3 separate regions of the Homo sapiens genome follow, and regions 1 and 3 are each linked to region 2. Evidence: chromatin loops called from intact Hi-C (ENCODE). Cell type or tissue: MCF 10A. All regions are shown on one strand. Links, peaks and the distances in the headings refer to the core of each region. The heading gives the core; the rest is flanking DNA.

Region 1 (7,726 bases), core at 2,079-6,078, 830 kb before region 2:
TCAGGTGGCTTGTCTCCAGGGTCTGAGGACTCGCCCTCCTTCGCAGCCCTGCCTGCTTGGCTGGTTGGGTTAGCTCATCTTCAGCATGGTATCGCACCTCCTACACATCTTGTTTAATGTGAGCAGAGGTATGGTACACAACCATGGGCAGAGCAGGGTGAATTTGGCAATTTCCACCCCTGCCCCTGACCCCATCTCTTTATCCCAAATGTCTGGGCCTTGTATTTTCAGCCTTGATTCTGTTAATGCCCCAACTATGTAGTCAGCCCATTAGCCTCTGACCTGGAGTCAGTGAAACACCTTGGGAAAATATTTGCCAAGAGCATGGTCTGTTGCTAGGAGTATTGCACGCAGCTCAGCCTGCCCGCACTGGGGCCCCTCCCCGACAAGGAAAGTGGACTGGTGGCCTGGGGTGCGGGGCTGCGGGTGTCTGGCTCTCGTATTCCCCATGTTCGCTCCATCTGTAAAGAAAGAGCATTGCTTTTCCTGTCTTGAGAGTGCTGTGGCCTTCCTCCCTTTGGCTCCCCTTGAGCAAGGGGTGGAGGCATTTCTAGGGTTTCTAAAGTTCGTGTCACAGTCAGGGCACGTGGCAGTTTGCTCATGGAGGTTGTGGCACTCCAGGAGGGCCGAGTTTAGCTGGAGCCAGTGGAGCTCATTTCTATTTTGATCAGGGTTTTAGGGGGAGCTTCTCCCACTGCACGGGGCATACTAGGAATCTCAGCGTGTAGGGTGATGGGCTATGTCCCAGGAAGGGCTTCCATTTCCAGAAGTGCCCAGGGCGCTGCCAGGTGGTGCCTTTCTCATGGCGAATACCTTTGGGCTGAGGCTGCAGCCGCCTACAGCTGAAGCCCATGGGTAGGTGCTCGCTTGTGCATTTGGGGCAGATGCTCCAGGAAGCAAATTTGGAGGCGGCTGGACCTTCTCACTGTGAGTCCTGCCCTCGGGGCAGGTCAGGGAGCTGAGGTAACAGCCTGCATGCGTTTATGTGGCTTCTGTTGCTCAGGTCCCACTGGAGAGTGGAAGAGGTAAGGGGGACTCCACAGATAGCGCCCAGCAAATATTGGAAGTGGGGGATGTGGTGGCGCCAGAATCCAAATACATCTGCTGCAGTTGGGCGTGTGGGAGGCTGCAGTTCTGGGAGCTTGTCTTTTTTTTTTTTTTTTTTTTTTTGAGATGGAGTTTCTCTCTGTTGCCCAGGCTGGAGTGCAGTGGCGTGGTCTCGGCTCACTGCAAGCTCCACCTCCTGGGTTCAAGCAATTCTCCTGCCTCAGCCTCCCAAGTAGCTGGGATTACAGGCGCCTGCCACCACACCTGGCTAATTTTTTGTATTTTTAGTAGCGATGGGGTTTCACCACGTTGGCCAGGCTGGTCTCAAACTCCTGACCTCGTGATCCACCCACCTCGGCCTCCCGAGTAGCTGGGATTACAGGCATGAGCCACCGCGCCCAGCCAGAGCTTGTCTTTTACAGGATCAGGTACAGTTTGCCCTTCTGAGTTCTACACGTTGCCCCCGAATTCAACAGACCCGGAGGGGCCATGGACCTTTTAGAGGGGCAGTTGTCCATCCCCTCGCAGTGAGGTGCTTGCTCAAGACTGCGACCACCTGTGGGACAGCGCCTTGGTCCCTTTCAGTGACGAGGATGTTGCCAATGTGATGGCAAAGCCGAGCTCTGACGGGGGTGCAGGCAGCACTCAGGTCCTGTGTGCAAAGCCTGTGTGCAAATCCCGTGTGCAATCGTGGTGGGGGGCAGCTACTGAACCACTCCAGAGTCGACCAGTACAAGGTGTCTTGTTGGCCCTGAAGGGGAAGGCGATTGTGGTGAGTCTCCTGGGACATTTTCACAGAACAGAACATGTCAGCAGACTCTTCAACTCCAAACTATTTAGCCAGGTTGTTTTGAATGTCGTCTTAAGGCAAAGATGTCTGGTAGAAGTGCTCTAAGCAAGGGGATAGCCTTGTTTAAGGCTCCGTAGTCTGGAGTTAGCCTCACACATTAGTAGTGGCTTTCAGCACAGCTCGTACTGGGGAGCTGGAAGGTGAGATGGTAGGAGTTCGTTCCCTTTCCCTAACCAAGTGAGCGCAGCAGGACTTGCCTCCGCTGCTATGGGGTGTGTGGAACCCCACACCAGCAGGGGAAGGGGCTTGGTTAACTGGCTCCCACCTGTCAGTGGCAGCAATAGCACAGGACCCTTAGGCCGTTCTCTGAGGTCACCCGCTGACTGAGAGGGCCCGTTCCAGCGATGGGAAAAGGGGCAGATTGGGGACAACAACCAGGACAGAAACGTCTTTTAGCAACCCTGGGCCAACCTGAATAGGGAAGAGGGTGATGATGCTTTCCTGGTTCCTCTTCCCAAGCGGGCCACCTCCTGGGGAGGGCCCTTTAAAGCTTGAATGTTGCCTGGGATGAGGGAGATTCCAGCACCTGTATTGGCCTGTGGTGTTGATTTGCTGAAGGGCAAACCACAGTTAATGTGGAAAAGGCTGATTGTCTGCCAGAGGGACCTGCTTCCATGACCACGGGATCTGTGTGGGGTGGGTCCCTGTCACTGGCAGAGATCAAGGCAGGTGTTGAAGGTGAGGCTGCCTTGGAAGCAGAGGCCTGCCATGGCTGTCCCCTCACCCTGGCTCGTATTGTGTTGTTGCACTGATTTATCAGAGCACATCCAATTTGGGATCCTCTTGTCCCTTGAGGCTCCATACAACCCGGGATGGTGAATTTTACGTGTCAACTTGCCTGGGCTACAGGGTGCCTAAACAATGGATCAAACTGTCCTGGGTGTGGCTGTGAGTGTGTTTCTGGGTGAGCTTAACCTTTCTCTGGAAGACTAAGTGAAGCTGACCTCCCTCCTAGATGTGGGGGGCCCCACCCAGCCAGTTGAAAGCCTGAGGCAAACAGGACTGCTGACCCTCCGTGAGTCAGAGAGGACTCCTCCTGCCTGAGTGCTGGGGCTGGGACATCAGTTTATTCCCGCCTTGGAGCATGCGCTAAAACGTCAGCTCTTCATTGGCCTCAAGTCTGCTGGCCGTCACACTGGACCTGCACCACCCACTCTCCTGGGTTCCCAGCTTGCCAACTACAGGTCTTGGGATCTGTGGGCCTCTGGGCCCATGTGGGCCAATTCCTTACGATAAATCCCACATATCTCCACATAGACGTAGACATATCGCCTCCTATTGGTTCTGTTGCTCTGCAGAACCCTGACTAATAGATGACCTCTTCCGTGCATCTCAGGGTTCCCGCTCAACTGGGGGCCTGGCTGGTGGTGGTTTATTTGCACTATGAGGGGGCGGCCTTGCCGGTGATGTTCCTTGTGATTTAGGCCAGGTGGGGCATTGTTTTCATAACTGCAGGCAACACTGGGCTGTGAGTTTGTCCTCCATGAGATTCTATTCCATCCAGGGCAGCCATGGCCTGGTGGATTGTTTAGCCTTAGCCATCGCTGACAGAAATCAGGACTTGTACTTGTCAGGTGCTCCCTGAGAAACTACTGTGTGGGCTCAGCACTCCATTCAGCCTCCTCAGACTATAGAGTCCTCATGCCCTGCCATCTGTCACCAGATAATCCCACTGGAATGTGCAGAGCTGATGGAGGACATCTTTGGCCTCAGCTAACGTTTTCCACCGCCATTCTGCCCAGGGGGTTGTGAGGCCTCGTGTAGGGTGGGCAGCTTTCCAAGCCACCAAAATTCACAAAAATGCAAAATCCATACTGACCAGGTGTACATGGACTGCAATGCAAAGCCTCCTGGGAGTCACTCTCAGCTTCTGTACTAACTGTGCAGAATCCTTTAGTAGGGAAGCCACTTTTCCATACCGTCCTGGGGCAGCCAAGTGCTTCACTTCAGCCCCTGTCAGGTGGAGCTTGCTGTGCTCTGTTCGATACATTGTCTGTAGCTTTTTTCTTTTCTTTTCTTTCCTTTTGACGGAGTCTCGCTCTGTCGCCCAGGCTGGAGTGCAGTGGCGTGATCTCGGCTCACTGCAAGCTCCGCCTCCCGGGTTCACGCCATTCTCCTGCCTCAGCCTCCCCGGTAGCTGGGACTATAGGCGCCTGCCACCACGCCCGGCTAATTTCTTTTTGTATTTTTAGTAGAGACGGGGTTTCATCGTGTTAGCCAGGATGGTCTCGATCTCCTGACCTCATGATCCGCCCGCCTTGGCCTCCCAAAGTGCTGGGATTACAGGCGTGAGCCAGCACGCCCGGCCATCGGTAGCTTTTTCATTTGGTTCCCTGGCTAGGTCCTTACGGACAGGCAGGGGCTCCGGGTGAGACAGAGGGTGTCTCCTCCTCCAAATGAGAAATGGCCTCTCCTTCTTGACCCTCCCCTGTTGTCTCTTCTGTTTTTTTGACTTTGCTGTTGGTGACTGGCAAAGGAGAAGGTCAAGTTCCTCACTCTCTCATGGTGGTATTGTGTCGCGTCATCCTCTAGAGGGCGCCAGTCCTCTTCTCCGGGGTCTTCTACGCCTTCTGGTCTCCTCTGATGAAAGAAGATTATATGACCACAAGGTGGCGTAGCACAATAAGGGTTATTATTATTCTATGCCCCGATCATAGACTAGAGTAGACAGCCAGGCTTAATGTGGCTACTATGAATGAGAGACCTACCCTCTGGGCCGTGTCCTGGCGAGAAGCGCGCAAGCCCAACATGGGTCCCCTGGTTTGGATTCAAGAGGACAGCCACCTCCTTTGGAGTCCTGGTTGGGACAGCAATATAAACGTCTTTAGTCACGTGAAGTAACAGTTTTGCCCCACCTCAACAAATTTGGGGTCTTGATATTGCTCCGGAAAGGAACAGAAATGATGTCATCTGTAATAGCAAATTCAAATGCGACAAGAACAGAGGCATGCTAGCTGTTTACAAAAGCGCCTCCCCCAGCTGTGCTTAGGGGATCCACGTCAGCCCGACATCGCTGCTTTATAGCCATGTTCACGTGTCATATGCGTCTCAGGGTACCCAAAATCACAGGGCCAACTCACGGGGCTCCTACCACTCTAGCCAGTCATGGGGTCAGGATAGCCTACCCTCAGTCCAGAGATGTGTACTCCCCCAACCTTTTGTGTTCAGACCCACAGGCCTTATAGCGCCCTGTGCGTGCCCCAGCATTTCCCTGCCTAGTGGGGCTCCAGGCGGGCAGGGTGACCTCCTTCCCCAGGCAGTTCCACACCTGATCCCAAAAGTCAGTTCTAATGAAGTGGATTCATTCAAATACTGGTGTTACTGCTTGGCCAGGCTAGTGAGGCACAGAGAAAACCCACAAATGTAGAGTATGTGACACAGCACAAAGCAGTCCCATGCCAAACTGATGCAATGGCATTCCAAGTTTAGAGTTCCACCGCTTGAGACCATCCAGGATTCTTTTACCAATTATTTGTCCTACTGTCTCCTATCTATTTCATGATTACCAGAAATCCTTCCCTTTTCCTCTTTGTCACTTACAGGGAGTTTGAGCGATTTAGGGCGCTGATGAAGGAAATAAATGACCACAAGGTGGCGTAGCACAATAAGGGTTATGGGGTGATTCTGTGACAGGTTTGCATGAAGTCCCTCACAGCCCGAGCCTGTACAGAGGTTATGGCCACTGGTCAACTATTCGGAAGGGCAGAACGACAAGGGAAGTGCTGGGGCATCAAGACGGGGGCTTATTTGTCTAGGTGATGTCATTCAGCAGCAAAGAGAAAATTCTCTGGGTCAGAGAACTCTGAAGGGCAGCAGCAGCAGCTTTGGGTATTTTATGGCCTGGGGCCTAACTTATCTATTCCCCAAAGATGAAAGATGTAGTACCAGGTTTTCTGGGGTATGTAAAGCAGGAAGACTCTCAGTGGCTAAAAATCTATGTGTTTGGGCTATTTATGAAATATTTGGGTATGTAAAAATTTGTTTGGTGCCAGCAAACTTTTGAGTTAAGGGGTCTCAGCCTGCAGTGAAGAAATAAACAACCTGGGGGTCAAACATAGAGGCCATCTTTGGCTTACTTATATAACAGTAAAGGCATAATTCATTCTATCTGGTCCTTAGAAATTCTGGCATAAAAGTTTAAGGGTAGAGAGTTATAGTAACAAGATAAGGATGCCTACTTTTGTCACTTCTATTAAAGATTGTACTCAAAGTTCTAGCCAGATAAATTTTCAGGCAAAAGAAAGAAATAAGAGATGCCCAAATTAGAAAGAAAGTAAAACTATTTCTATTCCCAGATGGTATGATTTATATATATATAGAAAATCCTAAATAATCTGCAAAAAAAACAACTGTTAGAACTCATAAACAAATCCTGCTAAATGGCAGGATGCAAGATCAACATACAACTATCAATTGCTTTTCTATACACTATCAATGAAAAAGCCAAAATGGAAATTAAGACAACAATTTTGTTTACGATAGGATAAAAAGAATAAAATACTGAGAAATAAAGTTAGCCAAGCAGATGCAAGACCTGTACAAAACATTGCTGAAAGAAAGTAAAGAAGGCCAGGTGTGGTGGCTCACGCCTGTAATCCCAGCACTTTGTGAGGCCGAGGCGGGTGGATAACCTGAGGTCAGGAGTTCAAGACCATCCTGGCCAACATGGTGAAACCCCGTCTCTACTAAAAATACAAAAAAAATTAGCCAGGCATAGTGGCGGTTGCCTGTAATCCCAACTACTCAGGAAGCTAAGGCAGGAGAATTGCTTGAACCTGGGAGGCGGAGGTTACAGTAAGCCAAGATCACGCCACTGCACTCCAGCCTGGGTGACAGAGCAAGACTCCATTAAAAAAAAAAAAAAAGTAAGGAAAACTAGATAAAAGGAAAAACTAAATAAAAAATAAAACTAAATAAAAGGAAAGTGTTCGTGGATAATTAAGGAAAACTTAACATTGTTAAGATGCCAATACTCCCCAAAGCAACCTACAAATTCAATGTAATCTCTAACAAAATCCCAAATCCCTTTTGTGCATAAAGGGGAAAGCTAATCCTAAAATTTATATGGAGTTGCAAGGGTCCCTGGATAGCCAAAACAATCTTGAAAAAGAAGAACAAATTTGGAAGACTCACACTGCCCTATTTCAAAACTTACTGCAAAGGTACAGTAATCAAAACAGTGTGGTGCTGGCACCAGGATAAACATATAGATCAATGGAATAGAATTGAAAGTCCAGAAAAAAAAAACCCATGCAGCTCAAATGATTTTTGATTAGGGTGCCAAGATCATTTAATGGGGAAAGAATAGTCCGTTCAACAGATGCACTGGAAAAATAGATATCCACATGTAAAAGAATGAAGTTGTACCATGACCCCATACCATATATAAAAGTTAACTCAAAATGGATAAAAGACCTAAATACAAGAACTAAAACTGTAAAATAACTAGAAGAAAATGAAGGAATAAATCTTCACGTCTTTGGACTTGGCAATTGTTTCTTAGATATGATACCAAAAGCATAAGTAACAGAAAAAAAATGAATAATTGGACTTAATAAAAATGAAAACTTTTGTGTATCAAATGACATTATCAGGAGAATGAAAAGACAACCCAGAGAATGGGAAAATTATAATCTGATAAGGGTATCCAGAATATATAAAGAACTCTTACAATCTAATAACCAAAAAATCCCCAGTTAACACTGGGCAAAGACTTGAATAGATATTTTTCCAAATAAGATATACATGATATACACATGGCCAATAAGCTCATGAAAAGATTTGTCATTAGTCATCAGGGAAATTCAAATCAAAACCACAATTAGATAC
Region 2 (7,726 bases), core at 1,931-5,930:
CTTAAACAGGTTAACCACAATGATAAATGAGTATTAGATTGATCAGGAGTCCTCCTTGTGCCAGATGCCATAGTAAGCACTTCTCTAAACCTCGTCTCACTCTGTCCTCAGGGTACTCCTGTGGGGTTTGGACTGCTATCAATAATACCCCCAACTTTAAAGTGATGGAAAAAAATTCACTCAGGGACGTTCGGTGACCAAGGTTCCCACACACTGAGCTGGGACCAGACCAGGATCTGCTGACTCTGAAGCCCAGGCTGCTTCCTCGTGTTATCACGTTTCATCCCCTCCATGACCCTGACCCAGCAAGGCAGAGTTTAGTGTCCTTGCCGGACAAATGAGAAGTAACTTGCCCAGGGTCACCTGCTAGGTCCCAGAGACAGAACAATAAAGCCTGCTGTGGAAGTGAAATCTGGTGGTGGGGGTGACTGGGTCCACATGCTGGAGATGGGAGGACCCAGCGTCACTTCCCCTCACCCCAAGTGCTCCTCTAGGCACTGAGTCTTCTGTTCACACAAGTCCTCCCACACTGAGACTTTTATGACACTAAGTATCCCAATGTACCTAAGATTCCATCTTGGCACTTGTCACTAGCACCAACCACAATGACAAGAGCTCCCTACTATCTACCAAGAGCATACTGTGTGTCAATCAAAGAGGAAAGGGCTTTGTCTAATCTTAACAATCCCCATGACCCAGATAACCCTATGCCCAAATCACAAATGGGAAAAGAAAGGCTTAGAGAACCCCATTCACTCGCCCAGAGGCATGCAGCTGGTGGGGGACTGTTTGCCAAATGCCCCTGGGCTCAGGGCCCAGTCCACAGGGCTAAGGAATGGGAGATGAGGGGAGGCAGCAGGCTGGCTGGAGCCCCTGAGATAGCCAGGTGAATTGCTTAGAATGCTAAGAGCCAACCTGGGTAGCAAGAGGCTTGGTGAGTTAGTAGAGACAAAGGTGAACCATATTTTCCATTTACTGACTCTCTGACTGACCTGGGGTAGAGATCTCATTTCCTCTGAGCCTCATTTTCTCCAAAAGCTGGGACAAATGAAACTGTCTTCAAGGGGCTGCTGGCAGGGTTAAAGAAGCCAAGGTCTGTGGTCAGAACTCACTGACCTGAGGATGTGAGTTCCTCCCTGGGCACGTGTAGTGGCCTCTATTACTTAGTTATCTCCTTGCCTTGTCATTGGTCAGTTTGTTTGGGACATGCCATTTCCTCACTCCATAAATTAGAGATGATCCAGGGCCAGAGAGCACTTTAATATCTGGACATTTCACCTCTGGATCCCCAGTGCAGGCAGCAAGAGTCTAAGAAGTTTCAGATGATTGTTCAAGTGGATTTTGACTGCAAAGGTTTGGAACAGCCCTGTCTCAAGGCAAGCAGGAGTCTGGGACAGAAACTCTGCAGAGGAGCTAAAGATCCCCCACCCCCAGCAGAAAAACAATCTACACCCTTCCTACCTCAACATTTGCTCAGGCCCCCACCATAACATACACACTGTGAACTGTTTGGCAAAGCTGAGCTGTGGCTTAGTTTCTAAACATACCTGAGTCTCCAAACTGAAGATTTTCAAGCGTAAGCATTCTCTATTCCCAAACCAGAGGGTTTGAGGGAGGAGTCTTGGAGGTGTGAGAGGAGGCAGGTTAGCAGGATGGAGAAGCTAGGGCATAGAGAAGGGGGGCTGGAGCATGTCAAGCTTTCTGGGAGGGGTTAACTGAGAAGTCCATGGGAACGTGAGAGGAGAATCAGGAAGTGGGTGTCTAAGAGCAAGGAGGCTCTGAGACAAATGGGAAAGGAGATGTTAGAAGTCCTGGGAGGGAAAGGACTAGGCTAGGGTATTAGGAAAAGACTCAAATTCGGATCTCTGGAAAAGGATCTTTTGGAGAAAGGCTGAAAAATTGCAGTGGAGGCCCCCAAGGCTGCAAGGAGGTAGGAGGACAGTTGCTGGGCCCCATGGAAGCTGCAAAGGGAATGGGTGGGGGATTCTAGAGTCTGAGGAGGCAGCAGGAAGATGTTGGGGTCTGGGGGGAGAGGCAGCCTCCATCAGGAGGATGTTGAGGCTCTGGAGGACTCTGGAGACAGATGCTGGTAGCAGAGAGAAATCTTTAACCAAAAATAATAGATAGGGACATGCAAGAGGAGAGGTGTATCTGACATTCCTACTACAGAGTCCCAGGAGGCTGTGAGGGTGGATGGTGAGGGGCTGGGAGAGGTTTCTAATGGAACACAAAGGCCCTGTGTCAATCTCTGACAGGACATGCTAGGTATCACAGCTGCTCTGAGGGTGTGGAAACGGGAAGCTGGGCCCAGATAGTGCAGGCCTTAAAAAGGTTAATAAGCAAACACTGGCTAGGTCCCCAAATGGGGTTGGGTTTCTCTGACCAATTATGTAGGACCCCATGGAGGCGCTGAAGGTAGATGCTGAGAAGAGGGTTTTCTACTGCAGTAGAAAACAAGAGGGCCATGGCCAGGCGCGGTGGCTCACGCCTGCAATCCCAGCACTTTGGGAGGCCGAGGCAGGTGGATCACCTGAGGTCAGGAGTTCGAGACCAGCCTGGGCAATATGGTGAAACCCCATCTCTACTAAAAATACAAAAAATTAGCCAGGCGTGGTGGTGCATGCCTGTAATCCCAGCTACTCGGGAGGCTGAGGCAGGAGAATCGCTTGAACCCAGGAGGTGGAGGTTGCAGTGAGCTGAGATGGCGCCACTGCACTCCAGCCTGGACGACATAGTGAAACAATTCTGTCTCGGAAAAAAGAAAAAGAAAAAGAAAACAAGAAGGCCTGTGGGGGGAAGGGACATCTGACAATGATCCTGGGGTCCAAGGAGGCTGAAAGCAGAAGCTGAAAACCCCTGACTGCAGACGTTAGGGACCTTGAAACGATCTGAGGGCAGATTCTGAGGCCTGATGTGAGGATAAGGGATCTGTGAAAAAAGCAGCTAGAACCCAGGTTGGTTTTTGAAGGCAGAGGCTGGGTCTAGGGTGGGGTTGGGGAGGCGAGTCTCTGATGGAAGGGGCTAGAAGCCAACGGGATCTGCAAGAGCAGATGCTCGCAGGGGCTCTTTGATGGAGGATTATGTATCCAAACAGTTCCTCCCTGGTATCTGGTGCACTGGAAGGCTCTGGGGGTTCAAGGTGCCTGATGGGGAAGATGCTGAGGCCTCTCAGTAGTCTCTGAATACTGGAAGTATAAAAAGCGAGAAATTCCATAAAAGTAGAGAAAGTGTCAAAGGACAGAGTCTAGGAATTGAAGAGTCTCTCAAGGCAGATGGTAAGAGGGGTCTCTGAGTAGAAATACTGGGCAGAGTCTCTGATGGAAGATGCTAGGGCCAGGGTGGGGTTAGGAGACCTGACGTGTGGCGAAGAGGGGCCCCCGACACAAAGGCCAGGCCCAAATGGCCTTTCACAGGGTCTAGTACCCCTGGAAGCTCTGAGCGCGGCTAGCATGTGTGTGGGATGGGGGTCTGAAGGAAAATGCTAAAGAGGACTCTCTTACAGAGATAAAGGGCCTATGGACCCCTTCGAGATCTAGCCCGTCCTGGAAGCCTTGAGGACAAATACTGAGAAGCTAGGAAGTGTCTCAAAGGAGATTCTGGGGCAGGTCTTTAACGGCATTCAATGGTGAGGAGCTCTGATCAGCAATGCTGATCCACGTAAATCTCTATTGGAGACTGGGGAAGAGTTCTGATCTGAGATACAAGGTTCGGGACGGAGTCAGGTCCCAGACTAGAGATGTTGGGCGTGAGTCTCTAAAAGCACATCCTGGGGGTCCGACTCCAAGGTCAGATTTTGCAACCAGAGGGAGCCGGAGTGGTCCTGGCCGGGGAAAGTCGGCCCCGCCCCAGGATCCGCTCCCCCTCCCTACTCCGCTGATTCCTGGCTCCCGAGTCACCGCGGCCCGCCCCGACAGCAGCGTGGCTCAGGGCCCTCCAGTGCCTCCCCGAAACCCCTGCCCAGGGCGAGGCGCAGTGAAAGGACGTTTTTTTACCAATGCCGGTTCCCCGGGTCGCGCCGCCGCCAACTCCTCAAGGAGCCGAAGCCAAGCCCGGCCGCCACCCTCCTCCTTCTCCTCCTCCCCGCCGCCTGGGCCGCCTAGAATCGCCGCTGCCGCCTTCTCCTCCCCCGGCCGTTGTGGTTGTGGTTGTCCCTGCCACCTCCTTACAGCCGAGCCGCCGACACAAGATGGCGGACGCTGAGCCTGGGGCCGGAACAAAACCTTGGGCCCCACCCCCAGAAACCCGGATGCAAGCGGGCCGCGCCTACTTATGAATCATGCATAAAGTTCCCTACTCGGTTGCGATTCATTCGGTTAGAAGTGGAACAGCACCACCTGGTGGACATTGTGGCAGTAACAACGAAAACAGGTAAAACAGAGGCCACGCCTCATGGAATGCGACTAATGAATGAATTGTTGCAGCCAGGCTGTCAAGGAAGCGAAGAAAAACCGTTAAGGCCATGCTTCCTGATTATAAGTTATGCATGAAGTTGAGTGGTTGGTAGACTAACAACCAGCAACCAGAAAGCAGATGTTAAAACATGGAAGCCACACACCCCCATTCATGAATAATGATGATCTTGCAGGGGCCCGGAAGCCAAGGAGACCCAGGCCACAACTTACTCATGAATAATGCATGAGGCCCAGTGGGTTGGAATAAAAGGGGCACGCCCGCCTATTGCTGCATCTAATACACTGTAAGCAGGGAAATGGGGCTGCTGCAGGGAAAACACACTCTCCCAGGTCCTGAATAATGAATTATGCTGCTGCAGTAGCTCAACCTGGAAACTCAGAGAGGTCAAGAAAGGTTCCACCCAATTTATGAATTATGCATAAGGCGAAGAAACACCCAAGACTGCCCTGCCCAGCAAATAGGGATTACGATGCTATAGCCAAGGCAAAGTGAGCACGCCTTCCTGTTCATGAATAATGAAAGATGTCACTGCAGTGCCACCAGAAAACCCAGGGGACGTGTACTCCCTGCCCCCACCTCCCCTCTCCACGCCTCCCTCCATTCTCCCCGCCTCAGGAACAAGGGCTGCCTTGGTCCAATCAAACCCAAACTCACTACATGTCTTTGGCAGGTGCCTCAGTTTCCACAACTGTAAAATGAGGATAGTAATGTGTTATTATGAAAATCAGATGACGCCTGTAATCCCAGCACTTTAGGAGGCCGAGGCGGGTGGATCACCTGAGGTCAGGAATTGGAGACCAGCCTGGCCAAGATGGTGAAACCCTGTCTCTACTAAAAATACAAAAATTAGCTGGGCATGTTGGCGGGCGCCTGTAATCCCAGCTACTGGGGAGGCTGAGGCAGGAGAATCGCTTGAACTCGGGAAGCAGAGGTTGCAGTCAGCCGAGATCGCGCCATTGCACTCCAGCTTGGGCGACAAGAGAGAAACTCCGTCTCAAACAAAAGAAAATCAGAGAATATAAATTATGGGATGAGCCTTAGAACATTGCTGGCACAAGGCACTGTTAAATTTTTAAAATATTATATATTAATATAAAAGTAATATGTTAAGATATGTAAATATATATTTACATTAATATAAAATTAGTTATGAATACTCAGCCACTAGAGAAACCCCCAACTTGGGCCACTGCTTCCCCATCCATAAAATAGGAATAACAGCAACTTACCTTGCGATGGAGTTTAAATGAAGAAATAAGTAGAAAGGGCTTAGACCAGTGCCTGGCACATGCTAAGTGTTATATTAGTAGTAGTAGTACTATCAAATGGCGGCGCAGGGGAATGGGGAGGGGAGACATTATGGCATCTGGTTAAGACTACAGATTGCGGAACTAGACCCCAATTTGAATCCCGGCCCAGCCACTCACTGATTGTGTGACCTTAGGCAAATTACTTAGCCTTCCTGTGTCCCAGTTTCCTTATCTATAAAGTGGGGGTAATAATGACCTACCTCCTAGGATTGTCGTGAAGATTAAATGCGCTAAGTAGCTAAACGAGTGTAAGCTAATCTTATCGTTATCCTCATACCCATTATTCAGGCTTACAAAACGATTTGCCAAAGATCACACAACTGGAAAGGATCGATGGGATTTGAATCCAGAGCCGGCTGATTATCTGGGATTACCAGGCCATAAGAAATGAACAATGTAGGAGGCCTCATCCCTTTGCTAGACGCCAGGTTTTAACTCTGGTACCTGCAAGGGAAAGCTAACCGCGGATCACGCAGACAAAGCTGCAAAAGCCACGCTCCTCATGAATTAAGCACGGAACCCCTAGAAAAGCCACTGAAAACTCAGGGTGCTACTTAACTTTTGCGAATCATCAATGAACTCGTTTGCGCGGCAGACTTCAGAACGCCCCTTCAGCACGTCCCTTCGGCACGCTGATCCGCCCCTCGTGAATAATTCACAAGCCGAGAACCTTCAGCGGACCAGGTGCGAAAGAGGCAAAAAAACTGCCGCCTACCACAGCCCCACCTTATTATGAATAATGAATAAAGGCCGGGTGGCGCCTCGTCAGCTCAGGAAGAGCTGGGCTCCGGTGTCCCTTCCCTAGCCTGAGCTGGGAGGCTCCTCTCCCTAGAAACATCTGGGCCCCCGACGTGTCCAGTCTCGCAGTCCTGAGCCTCCAGGCGCGGGGAGGACCTCATCACAAAACCAGAGGTCACAAAGGCCTGACACCTCCACAATGCCACGTCGGTCCCGATTGTTCTGTCACCAGGACCCCGTCCTGAAACAAGCCCTCCCCCAGTCCCGCCTTGACTTTAGTAACCTCAAGCTTTGCTTCTCCCCTTGAAGAATAACCCAAATCCTGCTCCACGGACAAGGGTGCCCATACACGGACCCTAAGAATCTCCCCAAAGCCCCCCAAACCCTGCCTCCGAGGGGTGCTCCCCGAAACAGACTCCCAAATCCCACCCCGAAGTCCCCAAACGGCACCCCTTAAGGGTCTCAAAAGCAGACGCCCCCTAAATATCACCCCGGGCCCGGAGGCTCCAAATACGCCCATGAGGGGTTTCCCCGAAGTTGGGATTAGGGAAGCACCCTCCTCCAAATGCTGTCCAGAGGCTTGGGGGCACGGTGCTCCAGCTCACCCCCTGTGCCGGGCGGAAGCCTCGCCTTCCTGCCAAAGATGAGCTGAAGCCACGGGGCAACGGAAGAGCAAACCACCTCTGTCGTACAAGAGAAGCCAGAGTTTGCGCGGAGCTCGGAAGCGCGGGGCCTTGGAGAGCCCCGGGTCTGGGATGTACCACAGATGCTTTGCTAGAGGGGCGTCAGTCCCTGCTCCCGCGTCGCTGGTGCCCGTTTCAGACCCAGATGACCCTACAGGTTGTGGTACGGCCCAAATGCGCGCGGCATGCTGGGGGTGGTAGTTCTGTCTGGCCAGTGCCTGGTGCACGTGGTGGGCACCAGCGTCCAGAATATGGGAAAATGTAAGCCTGAGCTGTGGAATTGCCGGAGCCGTGCTCTGTAGGGTGGGAAGAGGAAACGGAACGTGTGGGTGCCTCCACATGGAAAGGCACACCCATCCTACAGATGGGGAGACCGAGACTCAGGTGGCCAAAAAAGTTCATTTGACATGGGCCAGGTGCTGGAAATTCTTCCTTGGGCTCATGGAGCTGACATTCTAGCAAGATACACAGACCATAAACATAACAATAAGTAAAATTATAGTTTCACATACAAACCCGTATTATAATAGATATCTGTGACTATATACAGTAATATAAATTATGGATATACAATCATGTGCT
Region 3 (7,726 bases), core at 2,079-6,078, 330 kb before region 2:
GTGAGTAGGGAAGAACCAAGGAGAGAAGACAAGGATGGAGTGCTTATGTGGCCACATAGGCCCAACTTTGGGCCTACTCTCCACAAGTGAGAGGAGGGGAGAGGCCCCAAGTACCAGCCTGTGACGGGGCTGTGGTCGCTCACACTGTGGTCAAGAAGGCCCAAGGCAGTTAAAATGGAGGCACTTCTGCCAGGCATGTGGGGTCAGACCCACAGGTCTCCGAGGAGCTGGAACAAGGCCTTCATCCTGGCTTCTCTCTGCAGAGAACACCCCTGGGCCTGCTTTCTGACAGAACTTGCCTCAAGGAGGGGGTGGGTGGCAACCCAGCACTTATTTGATGCCTACTGTATGCTAGGCACCATGCCAGCTGCTTTTCTGCAGCTTATCGAATTCGATGTTCACAAGAAGCTTGCAAAAGAGTATATGGCATCTGCCTCCCACGCCTCCTGCCTTGATTCAAGTCTTCATCCCCTCTCACCTGGATTATAATTTTCATTTCCTAACTGTTTTCTTTGCTTCCAGATCTTGGTTTTGTCTATTTGTCTTTATAGACAAAGTTACAGAATTTTTAACTGTATTCAAACACACAAATGGTAGCAAACTGCACTGGCAAGCATGTCACTTTTAAGGAGGTTGGGCTCTACCTCATTACCAAGAAGTACCTCAGATTCTGAGGAAAAGCAGAAACTCTCGAGGTGCCAACCTGCTTCATGGGCCTGGCCTGCTCCAGCCTCAGCCCCACAGTTACCTGGATGCTGCCTGGGCCCGGGGCAGGGGAAAAGACAGGAAGACTCTTTCCACTCAGCAGTGCTGGGGAGCTGGAGAGATTGTGGGTCACTGAGATGAGACCTCGAAACTGACAGGCAGAACTCTGGGTAGCTATCAGCCTCTCCTGGGGGTATAACAATCCATAAAGAAAGAACACCAACTTAGCCTGGCACAGGGGCTCACATCTGCAATCCCGAGGCAGGAGGACCACTTGAAGTCAGGAGTTCAAGACCAGTCTGGTGGCCAAGCATGCTGGCTCATGCCTGCAATCCCAACACTTTGGGAGGCTGAGGCAGGAGGATTGCTTGAGCCTGGGAGTTCGAGACTAGCCTGGGCAACATGGCGAGACCCCATCTACCTTTTTATTTTACAAAAAATAAAAAATTAGTCAGGCATGGTGGTGAATGCCTGTAGTCTCAGCTACTCAAGAGGCTGAGATGGGAGGATCACTTAAGCCTAGGAAGTTCAGGCTGCCGTGAACCATGGTTGTGCCACTGCACTCCAGCCTGGGCAACAGAGCAAGACTCTGTCTCAAAAAAAAGACCATCCTGGGCAGCATAGCAAGATCCCATCTCTACAAAAGATAAAAAAATTAGCTGGGCATGGTGGCGCACACCTGTAATCCTAGCTATTCAGGAGGCTGAGCTAGGAGGATTGCTTGAGTCCAGGAGATCCAGGCTGCGGTGAGCTCTGATTGTATCACTGCACTCCAGCCTGAGCAACAAATGAAGACAGAAGAAGGAAGGAAGGAAGGAAGGAAGGAAGAGGAAGGAAGGGGGGGGGAGAGAGGGAGGGAGGGAAAGAAGGAAGGAAGGATCAACTTGATTCATAAATGGATCGAATCAAATACTTTTGCAGAAATCCTAGCAAATGACTCACCCAGAATATTTAAACATTGTCATTGGGTTGCAGTGCGGGTGGAAACTTGGTGAAAACTAGCCCTCTAAAGGCAGAAAGATCATAGATGTCCATGTTAGGGCTCCACACCAGTCTGAGCTCCCCCTTAACCCACCTTCGCTCCCTGAGGTCCCCCCTTGCATACACACTGCCAGTGGCCAACCTTCCCAAACACCAGTCTGACCAAACATTTCCTCCGCTCCTCCTGTTGTCCTCTGTGATCCAGCTACTGCCCCCCACCCACCTCCCCTGCTCCCAGGCAGCCTTCTTTGTCTACTTGGCAAATCCCTTCTCACCTCCCACAGCTTAATTCTTTTTTCTCTTTTTCTTTCTTTTTTTTTTTTTTTTTTTTTTTTTTTTGAGACAGAGTATCAGTCTGTCACCCAGGCTGGAGTGCAGTGGCAAGATCTCAGCTCACTGCAACCTCCGCCTCCTTGGTTCAAGCAATTCTCCTGCCTCAGTCTCCCTAGTAGCTGGGATTACAGGTGCCCACCACCACACCCGGCTAATTTTGTATTTTTAGTGGACACAGGGTTTCACCATGTTGACCAGGCTGGTCTCGAACTCCTGAACTCAAGTGATCTGCCCGCCTCAGCCTCCCAAAGTGCTGGGATTACAGGCGTGAACCACAGCACCCAGCCCCACAGCCTAATTCTAAGGCGACTTCTTGGCAGCAGCGTTCCGGGCCCCCTTCTGCCCCTCAGGTGGAGTTGAGCAACTCGCCCCAGTGCTCCCAGCTTTTCTGCATGTGCTGTTGGCAGGCCTCCCAAGGTCCCTGACTGCACTCGGCTGTAATGCCAGCTTCTTTCTTTCCTGCCCTGAACGCCCTCTCACTCTCCTTTCATCCCAAATACCAGGACCAACATCCAGTCCACCCTATGCCTGGTTTTGCATCCTCAGATTCAACCAACCAAAGATAGAAAATATTCAGAAAAAAAATAAAATAAAAATAATACAAATAATACAGTATAGCAACTATTTACATAGTATGAAGTATTATAAGTTATCTAGAGATGGTTTAAAGTGTACAAGAGGATATGTGTGCATTACATGCAACCACTACACCATTTAATATCTGGGGTGTGAGTATCCGTGGGTTTTGGTATCCGTGGGGGTCCTGGAACCAATTTCTCCTGGATACTGAGGGATGACTGTACTTGGCGAATGTGTGGATAGAAGAATAAATGGAGGCTGGGCTGGTGGCTCACGTCTGTAATCCTAGCACTTTGGGAGGCCGAGGCGGGTGGATTGCCTGAGCTCAGGAGTTTGAGACCAGCCTGGGCAACACGGTGAAACTCCGTCTCTACTAAAATACAAAAAATTAGCCAGGTGTGGCGGCAGGCGCCTGTAATCCCAGCTACTCAGGAGGCTGAGGCAGGAGAATTGCTGGAACCCGGGAGGTGGAGGTTGCAGTGAGCCGAGATCGCACCACTGCACTCCAGCCTGGGTGACAGAGCAAGACTCCGTCTAAAAAATAAAATAAAATAAGAAGAATAAATGGAAAATGTGTGTGGATCCTGAGACTTTGTGAAGTTCAGTCATGTGTCCAAGATCTGAGATCTAAGCTTTGTGAATGAATCAGTAGAAACCCCTCGGCTCCAGTGTTGGCAGGTCTCCTCCTCCATGCAGCCCTCCCAGGGAACTGGCTCTGCTTGGGAAGTCTGTGGGGTCCCTGGGGCAGCAGCTGGGTGAGTCCTGGAATCAATCCTCATGTCTGGCTGCCGAGGGGCATCTCCTTCCTTAAAATCATTTGCGGGAGGCTTGGGTCGGGCCGTCCAGTCCTTCCTTAGTCTGGGACTGCAGGAGAAATGGTGGGGACCAAGCACACAGAGGCAGGTAGAGGTGTGGTAAGTGGCGATTCTGGGTGAGACAGGATGCTAATTGGATCCCACTTGGGGTGACTTGATAACGGGTTTGTGCAGGGTCACTGAGGACCCTCCTGGCTCCACGAGGATTCACTCAGCCTGGTGGTTGGACTAAGAGAAGGCCCTGTGGCCAGGAGCCCGGTTGGGTTTTGAGGTTATTCTGAAGAGGGGGTGCTGGGTGAGTTGGGGTATTGATGCCCGGCAGCCCAAGCAAAGGGTTCGAAGGACGCGGGGAGGTGGCTGCCTCCCGTCCCCCACAGGCTCCTCTGCCGCCTCCTGAACAGTTTTCCTGCCACGTCGAGGTGCCATGCTCGGGCATTCCCGGGGTCCTGGGCCAGGAAATGGCAGGTCCCTGGATCAGGAGGCCCGAGAGCTCTGGTCCTCGAGTCCCACTTCCTCTGCCCGCAGAGGGGACTGGAGGGGCGCGATTGTGCGCCACCCCGATTGCACCCAGATTCGGTCGTTTCCAGAACCTCTTCCCAGGAGCACGGGGAGCGGGAGAGCGGGAACCCCAAAGAGGAGCTCTGGGTCCGGCGAGTCCGGGTGGCGACTCGAGCTGAGCCCCCTCTCCCGCCGCAGCGCTGGGAGGGGCTCCGTCGCCAGCCGTGCCCTCTCGTCCTGCTCACTCACCCGGGCCTAACGACAGCAGCTGGCTCTGCGAGGGGTTCCCCGGGTTGGGGCCCCTAAATTAACACGCGGAGGGCCAGGGGGAGGCAGGGGAAGGGGGGCGGGGCAAAAGCTGCAGGGAAGCAAAACGGAGGAGGAGGTGCAGACAGGAGCGAGGAACGGCGGGCAGCGGGCTCGGCCCAGCTTCACGATGCGAACGGGAGGGGGCGCCAGAGACCGCCAGAGGCCAAGGTCCAGCGCTACTGCGGCACAGGCGCCGCCGCGTAGTCCGCAGTCAGAGGGCGGGGCCCGCCTTCGCAGCCACGGTCACGGTCGTGTTCACCCAGGCTCCGCAACCACCCGCAGAGCTCACGACGTGAAGGAGCAGCCCTCCTCCTTTCCTCTTCCCTCACCTCCTCCATCTTCTCCATCCTCCTCTTCTTTTGATAGATTGATGGATCAGAGATGGATGTGTGTGTGCGCGTACGCGTGTAAAGATACTTATCAAAGCATTATCCTTAAAAAAGGAAACATCTGAAGCCACAGGGAATATGAAATTAAAGAAACTCAGGTAGACAGTCTCTTTAAAAATATTATGGAACCATTTGAAAAATTGTTTATCAATACTATGTAACATCATGGGAAATTATTTTCATGTACTATTAAAGCAAAAAAGGCAGGATACACACACAGAAATCTCCATGTAAAAATGTGAACTATACACAGAACAGGAATGATCATCAAAACTCCCTCCAAGTACGAACAATGGTTTTCTGCAGGTGTGGTAATGCCTTTGTAGAATGTGCATAAATTCATATTAAAATAAATGGAAGCCTTTCCTTTTTATAGATAAAGGGAAGCCAGGTACATCCCAGGCTGTGGCCAGGCAGGAAAAGGAGCTGGGCAGGGCTTGAGGAGGGCACCGGGGCTCCTTGGTAAGGCGATGTCCAGATGTCACCCAGGCCTGTGGGTCGGTCCTACATATCTGTGCACCCCTTCCCCTAATACCCAGATATCCCTTTTCCTTAACAATCCCCACCCTGATATACACCACAGACCTAAACTCTTAGTCCATATGCCTCTGGAAATAAACTCCTGTCAACATTTGTCTGTTCAAAACAGTTAAGAATCTCTCAATTGATCTAATGAATTGAAGAAATCTATCCCCACGTTAGAAACATGCACATGTTGGCCCTGATTTAATTTCCCAGTAACTACAATTCCCCAGTAACTACATATGCATATGTACCGGACAAACAAGGCAGCTTTCCATTCCCAACTCCTCTTCCCTGGCTGATGGTTCTCAGGAGAATCTAGGCATCTGAGCCCTAGCCCCAGCACCCTAATGGAGAGTGCAGGGCACCTGGATAGTGGAGGCAGGCCTAGAAGCTTTTGGTGTAAAAGATGAAATTGAAATAAAAAGACCCACAGGTAACCATGTGTCAAGCACACATCTGGTACCCAATACATCTTTATGGAATAAAATAGACATTAAAATGCTACAGGTATAAGTTAAAATATTGGCAAACTGACTAGCAAGGTTTAGAAATCCACATTTAAGACTGGTCTAGTGGTGATAAATTCCGTCAGCTTTTTCTTGTCAGGGAAAAACTTTAATTTCTCCTTCATTTTTGAAGGATAGCTTTGCTTAAGACACAGGCAGAAAAATATTTCATGACTTCACTTATATGTAGAATATTTTTAAAAGAGCTCAGGCTGGGTACAGTGGCTCACACCTGTAATCCCCACACCTTGGGAGGCCAAGGCAAGAAGATCACTTGAGCCTGAGAGTTTGAGGCTGCAGTGAGCTATGATCACACCATTGCACTCCAGCTTGAGAAAAAAATAATGCTGCTCTGAATGTGGGTGTGCAAATATCACTTCAAGGCCCTGCTTTCAATTCTTTTTTATATATACTCAGAAGTAAAATGGCTGAGTTATATGGTAGTTCTATTTTTAATTTTTTGAGGAAACTCCAAACTATTTCCTATTGGTTGCACATTTTATTTTATTTTTTTAGAGATAGAGTCTGGCTCTGTCGCCCAAGCTGGAGTGCAGTAGCACAATCTTCGCTCACTGCAACCTCTGCCTCCCAGGTTCAAGTGATTCTCCTGCCTCAGCCTCCCGAGTAGTTGGGCTTACAGGCACCCACCACCATGCCTGGCTAGTTTTATGTATTTTTAGCAGAGATGGGGTTTCACCATATTGATCAGGCTGGTCTCAAGCTCCTAACCTCAAATGATCCACCCACCTCAGCCTCCCAAAGTACTGGGATTACAGGCATGACCCACTGCGCCAGCCTGGTTGCACCATTTTACAATCCCACCAACAGTGCACCAGAGTTCCAATTTCTCCATATTCTCGTCAACACTTTATTTTGGGAAAGTTGTTTTCTATGACTTGTCTCCCGCCCTTCTGCCAGTAACAGGAAGTACTAGAGACAGAGGCCCAGCTCTCTCTTCTAGCTCCTTGATCAATGCCTAGCTCCTTGATCAATGCCAGGCCCTGACTCATCCCTCCATTTATTCCAGTCACAGGGACAAGATGAAAGAGAAAGGACACGTCAGGTGCAGAAAATACAGGAAAAGAGGTCCTAACTGGGGAGAAGAGTGAGGGGAATCAAATGGGGGGAGCTTCCATTTCTCACCTCTATTCCCTCAGTCTCACTTTGAGACAGAATGAGACACTGTCTTGTAAAAAAGTGAGGGAGGGCCAGGCACAGTGGCTCGTACCAGTAATCCCAACACTTTGGGAGCTCTAGGTGGGAGGATCACTTGAACCCAGGAGTTCGAGACCAGCCTGGGCAACATAGTAAGACTTTTTGTCTCTACAAAAAATTTAAAAATTAGTCTGATGTGGTGGTGTGTGGCTGTGGTCCCAGCTACTCAGGAGGCTGAGGTGAAAGGATTCCTTAAGCCCAGAAGGTCAAGGTAGCAGTGAGCCAAGATTGCGCTACTGCACTCCAGCCTGGGCAATAGAACAAGACCCTGCCTCAAATAAAAATAACGCTATGAGCACGGGTGTACAAATATCTCTTCAAGACCCTGCTTTCAATTCTTTTTCTTCTTCTTCTTCTTTTTTTTTTTTTTAGACAGGGTTTTACTGTTGCCCAGGCTGGAGTGCAGTAGCAAAATCTTGGCTCACTGCAGCCTCAATCTCCTGAGCTCAAGAGATCCTCCCAAGGCGGGGCGTGGTGGCTCACGCCTATAATCCTAGCACTTTGGGAGGCTGAGGTGGGCGGATCACCTCAGGTCGGGAGTTTGAGACCAGCCTGGCCAACATGGTGAAACCCCGTCTCTACTAAAAATATAAAAATTAGCCAGGTGTGTGGCGCGCACCTGTAATCCCAGCTACTAGGGAGGCTGAGGCACAAGAATCACTTGAACTCAAGAGGCGAGGTTGCAGTGAGCCGAGAGCATGCCACTTCACTCCAGCCTGGGCAACAGAGTGAGACTCTGTCTCAAAAAAAAAAAAAAAAAAGAGAGAGATCCTCCTGCTTTAGCCTCTCAAGTAGCTGGGACTACAGGCACATACCACCACTCCTGCCAAACTTTTTAATTTTTTTTTGGTAGAGACAGGGTTTCACCATG

What was found. Hi-C counts contacts between places; a loop is a spot of excess contacts. Peaks named below come from ENCODE experiments on the same cell type or tissue, not always from the same donor. Only the 100,000 strongest peaks of a DNase experiment are listed, where the experiment ranks them.
Region 1: a loop joins it to region 2, with 11 times the contacts of the local background. A loop is called at or near these places in 23 of 110 quality-filtered maps.
Region 3: a loop joins it to region 2, with 17 times the contacts of the local background. A loop is called at or near these places in 82 of 110 quality-filtered maps.

What each region holds. Positions count from the first base shown.
Region 1 is chrX:48,023,585-48,031,310 of GRCh38, reverse strand. No RefSeq gene overlaps it. Among named protein-coding and RNA genes, the nearest start is that of SPACA5, 20 kb to the right of the region's middle. In MCF 10A, for the core only: CTCF peaks have their summits at 4,432 (motif pointing right) and 5,502 (motif pointing right); DNase peaks (open chromatin) are centred at 4,470 and 5,480.
Region 2 is chrX:47,190,291-47,198,016 of GRCh38, reverse strand. It overlaps UBA1 (ubiquitin like modifier activating enzyme 1), which reads right to left and starts at 4,188. Exons shown (of 26, transcript NM_003334.4): 1 at 3,993-4,188. RefSeq lists silencers at 3,916-4,065, 4,160-4,348 and enhancers at 4,106-4,285, 6,483-7,023, 7,004-7,053, 7,084-7,133. In MCF 10A, for the core only: a CTCF peak has its summit at 4,333 (motif pointing left); DNase peaks (open chromatin) are centred at 4,306 and 4,656.
Region 3 is chrX:47,520,210-47,527,935 of GRCh38, reverse strand. No RefSeq gene overlaps it. Among named protein-coding and RNA genes, the nearest start is that of ARAF, 37 kb to the left of the region's middle. RefSeq lists silencers at 4,099-4,148, 4,209-4,278. In MCF 10A, for the core only: a CTCF peak has its summit at 4,362 (motif pointing right); a DNase peak (open chromatin) is centred at 4,375.